Linked DNA regions of Mus musculus: region 1 is linked to region 2. A link is a loop called in an ENCODE intact Hi-C map of the cell type or tissue named here. Cell type or tissue: left cerebral cortex. All regions are shown on one strand.

Evidence for each region. A loop is a pair of places that touch in the nucleus more often than their neighbours do. Peaks named below come from ENCODE experiments on the same cell type or tissue, not always from the same donor. Only the 100,000 strongest peaks of a DNase experiment are listed, where the experiment ranks them.
Region 1: it touches region 2 in a loop (4-fold over the local background); 11 of 42 quality-filtered maps call a loop at or near these places.

Annotation. Positions count from the first base shown.
Region 1 is chr1:14,307,635-14,310,134 of GRCm38, forward strand. Eya1 (EYA transcriptional coactivator and phosphatase 1) reads right to left here. Exons shown (of 18, transcript NM_001310459.1): 1 at 2,012-2,500. Among named protein-coding and RNA genes, the nearest start is that of Eya1, 1.3 kb to the right of the region's middle. In left cerebral cortex, no CTCF peak of the experiment used is centred here; DNase peaks (open chromatin) are centred at 988, 1,314 and 2,230; H3K4me3 peaks cover 2,322 bases; H3K27ac peaks cover 1,973 bases.
Region 2 is chr1:14,502,766-14,505,265 of GRCm38, forward strand. No RefSeq gene overlaps it. Among named protein-coding and RNA genes, the nearest start is that of Eya1, 190 kb to the left of the region's middle. In left cerebral cortex, no CTCF peak of the experiment used is centred here; DNase peaks (open chromatin) are centred at 1,005, 1,305, 1,538, 1,682 and 1 more place.

The DNA.
Region 1 (2,500 bases), 200 kb before region 2:
AATGAGGGACTGTCTAAATTATGGGGTTCCATAGGCTTTTTTGCTTGCTAGAAGCAATCTTTATAAAATGACTAGAATTTAAAACTTTTTTCAAACTGAAAATAAATTTTCAAAGTGAAAGTAGTGAACATACATCTAAGTAGGGCTGGCAGGCAAGCTGCTTTTTTGCCCAACACAGATCAACCTGTGGGCTCCCCAATTTGAAAGACAATGGTTATTTTCTAATCAGAATGTATTGGGGGGGGGCAAAGAATGCTCCTTACGCAGGATATACATTTCTCCTCTGTCTGCATTTCCAGGTCTCTGTTGTAATATAAATCTCAAGTCTTAAAAATAAAACCTCACCCTAAAGTGAGAAAGAACTTCTACGGGGAGGTAAATGTTTGTCACATATTAACACTGCATTTTCTTATCAAAGCTTCCATAAACTAAATGCTCAAATGCTAGTGATATTATCTTAATGTAATATTCTATACAGCTTTTTTAATTATCTCCTTTAAAGAAACCGAGAAAACATAATTCTTCTGAAACCAAAAACGAACAAGTGTTTGGAACACATCATTCCTGTCTTCAGCTTTAAAAAGGAAAGGACTGTTTTCAAAATCAGCATTTATTGACAATGTTGACTGAAATACTTTTGGTTATATGATAAAAAGATTCTGTTCCTGCTGCAAGGACCTCTTTTTTTCCCATTGTATTCTTAGGAAATACATTTTCACACTCCAGTGGAAATTTTCTTTTTCAAAAAATCATTTATCATGCCTGTGAAACTCACAGAGCAGCTGACTTTATTTGGCACTTAAAAGTTGAACTGAACGGTGGCTCAATTAGACTTCTATGTCTGTCACCACAAAGAGTTTTCAAAGGCTGAAAATCCACAGCTGCTTGCTTACTTACTAAACACTTTGGGCCTTAGGAGAACTCAAGCATCGAGAAAGTCAAATATTAAATGTTTGATCATATGAAGGCATGACTATTCCTGTGTGCATGTCCCCAAACTCTAAACAGAGCGGGGGAAAGACTCTCACAAGCATAAAATAAAACCTTCTCTGAAAGACATTAGAAAGACAACTTCAAACCTATACAGCTACACACCATGATTCCCAGCTAACAAGTTTCTATACCCCTGGCCATCTTAAGAAATGAAACTTAAAAACACTTGTCTAAACTCAATGACAGTTCATAATGTATTGAATTATTGCAAACGTTATGCTTAAATGTCTTCAAAATTCCTCCCAAGAGTGTAAGCCTATGAGTTGTTAGCAATTCAAATACTGATTTTGAAGGGCCGTGCTTTACACGAATATTCAAAAGTTTCAAAATCTGGAGTTTAGCTTCCAAGTGCATTCAAATCACAAAAAGGGCCAGAGAGGGACAAATACTTTAAGGGACCAAAGGCTTATTGTATCGAATACTGAAGATGAGCCTGCTTAGTAAAGTCTTTGATAAATTTGCTTTGGAACAAAAAGGTGTCCTTCTTGAAAACATAGTTATCAGCTCGTTGTTCATCTGCTGAGTTTTCCGTTGTAAACCTTTCCTCATTTATCAACCTAGCCGTAGAAAAAGTGATCTGTGTAATAAATACCACTAAGTATACCTTTCGTACCTATACATCTATGTATGGATATAACCCTGTTCAATACCACTCAATATTCTGGGGCTAGTGCAGCAATTAAGAAAAGATATGAAATAATTCCCCCGTCTGAGAATATTACCTAGTGTTCTACTTATCTATAAAAATCAGAACAAAAGTAGTTAATTTGCAATGATCCTTTAATGATCCTAATGGCTCCGATCATTTGGAGGGTAAAGATTACAATTTTACGACGGAACCCAGCGGCTTCTAAAGTCCCAGAAACAGTGTTATTGTTTTCCCCAAGCCACAGTGCTTTTTTTCTTTGAAAACAAACCAAAACCCTAATAAAGGCTCTCCAGTTATCTCGGGCTTTGCCCACCAGACAGTAAGTAGTACTTGGTCATTACAGTTTTTCAAACACCAGCTTGTACTTACAGCGCTCACATCTGCTGCCTCCACCGGTTTAGTGTGCTCCTTGGAGTTTTCTGTGTTAGCAGACCTCCATTCCTGACATAGTTTGGCTGCTGTGCAGGAACACGGGGACCCGGGAGCTCTCAGAGGCGCTGTGACGCGGCTGGCAGCGGAGCGCAGAGGCCGGGGATTGCCCGGCTCCCGGGGACTGCGCCCGGGCGCTGCTGCAGGCTCGGGCTGTGGAGCGACTGAGCGCGATCGCCTTCCCCAGGAAGGACCCCGCCACCGCGCACCGCCACAGGAAGGCTTCCAGTCGGAAGTGGCCCTGCACACTCGCTACCTCGCCGCAAGCTCGGAGCCATCAGCTCGCCGCGGTCTGTTTGGGAACGGCTTTGCGCCCCAGCGAACGGCAGCGGCAGATAGCATCTGAGACGCCTAGACAAAGAAACAGCAAAATCTCATCCCCCGATTTGTTTGCGCAGCCTTGTAGGTCTGCCCACGAAGCCTCGGGGC
Region 2 (2,500 bases):
TTATTTCCCCACACATACTCCTGGAATTTACTTAGGTTTAATTTTGATTACAACTTTCTTACCATGCTATTTGATAGATAGCTAATTATACACACACACACACACAGACACACAGACACACAAACTTTGGTTTAAAGTTGTAAGTTCTTATAAAAAAAGCAATAGCAACAACAAAGACCCAACCCTGTTCCATTCTAAGTTCTGTTACCATAAAAAAGAAAACTAAATCTTTGAGAGCTTGAGCTCTCTTACAGTTTTAACAATCAGGACTTTTTCTTAAAAAGCATGGCTTGTGGAAGGGCACTCATTTGGACAAAATAAGCAGCAGTGCATTGACTTGCAGCACTCCTGAAGGCCAGTATCAGAGGGAGCAATAAAGATCATTTCCAAACTTTCCTGTCCTCCATGCCAAACCAGAACCCACCCAAGTGCCAAGATTAGTGCCAAAGGAGTGGTGGCAGGCAGAGAGCAAAATGACCTGTCCGATAAGCAAAGCATGTCTGGGGTGAGGCAAATTATGTTTCCAGCAGAGCACTTGTCTTCATTTCTGGACATGTTCTGGGAGGCACTCTGAAGGGCCAGTTTCCCTAATGAAAACCTAATGTGCCTGGGAGTATTAGTCCGATCTGCAGAGATTGCACGTGCTGATTGAGACTGACTGCTTTCCTTTTGTTGTCTGCTTGCTTGGCTGGGTGGTATGTTTTACTCTTGCTATCATGTGGTTGTTTTTCAAACACTAGACACATGCAATTCCTAAGCTGTCCTTTAAGGATCAGAACTGAATTCTGCTTCATGGACTCACTTCACCCAAGCATTAACAGGATACTAAAACGGTGGATTATCTGAATCACAGCTGTAACATATATAATGTATAGTGAGCTTGAACAGAGGGGGCAAATTTCATCCTCTTAGTTTGATCCCCACAAAGCATGTTGAATACTCCTGCCGTTTTAATCCTGAAATCTTTGTCCCAGATTTCTAATTGTTAATTTGCTGAAGATCCCGAAGTAAGCGCCCAACCTAAACAGACACAACACGTTAGAGACATTTTCCTCTTAAACGATCGAATCTATATTTTCAAAAGTAAAACTCAAATTACTTGACAAAGATCTAAGAGAACCACTGGTAATCGGGTAGGGTAAAATGCTGCATGGACTCTGAGCTTTTCACAAACAACAAAAAAAGTGTAATTGCTGCTCATAGCGTGTTTTAATCTTCGAAGTTATGTATGATTCCTTAAAGACTGAAGTCAGTAATTTAATGAGCCTGGGTTGCGATCCTGCAGCACTTGCATTTTGACAAGCAATCAGACTAATTTACATTTACAGAGGCAAACTGGAAGTGTTGTGTTTACCTGTGGTGTTGAATGTGGCTTTCCAGAGAGTTCAGACAGAAGGGGACATGAATACACTTTGAAAATTAATTGCATGTTAAAAGTGCTGATTAAACCGTTTGCTCCGGAAAAACGAAAAATGTATAGTGCAGGAAATACTGGGAAAGGTAGCTTGCAAGATCAGTAATAGTTGACCCATTTGAAAATTGAGATGAGAAAAAAGAGGAGGAAGAGGAGGAAGAAGAGGAGGAGGAGGGTAGGGCAGAGGGTCGCACGATGTTCTGTAGCTACGAAGGACTCGTCCTGGACCAAAGACCAAAGGACTCCAGCCGGATGCAGATAGTTAAGTGAAATTCACCTCAGACAGGAGGGTTTCCTTTGTTGATTTCTAGTCCTCTCTGTGTAAACCTAGCTTCTTGCTCAATGCTTCTCTGTTCCCTCCAAGCTAGGAGGCTGGGACTTTCTCGGTAGTCAGCAGCGCATCCCAGGGGATCAGCTCGGCCAGCAAGTCCTGATTAGCGGGCCCTGTAGCTCTTTCTGGTGGCTCTGCAATCCGAAATCAGACCCTTTTTCTCACTCTGCATTGGTTTTCTTACTACTGAGAGAGAGAGAGAGAGAGAGAGAGAGAGAGAGAGAGAGAGAGAGAGAGAGAAGAAAAGGGAAAAGAAAAAAAAGGAAAAGAAAACAAAAAATCCCAAACCCAAACTGTATAAGAAACTGGAGAACAGCTGGAGAAGTAGAAGCCCACACGTGGTTCTGTAAATTGGGTGGGAGGGGGAGGGGGCGGGGGGAGGGGAGAGAAGTGAAAGTAGGAATGAGGATAGTCTGAGCCTTCCTTATTTTTCCTTTCTAGTATATATTGTTTTAGCTCTTTCCAGCCCCGCTTGTCTGATAAAAGTGGAAACTAGATGACAGTGGTTTCAACACACGGTGTTAAACGTAGCAGCAGCAGCACACTGGAAATGTTTGTGGGATACTTCGGAGGCATCTCAAAGAGAGATGCTGTTGGCAAGGCTGTTCCGATGCGGGAGATAGTTCCCCCAAAGAGATATGAACAGCGCCTTTGTCTAAACTCAAGATTAAAAGATGTGTCTACTTCCTCAAACAGGATATTCGAATTTCATTCATTAATAGTGACTCTCTTCTCTTAAGAAGTAGAGAAAATGA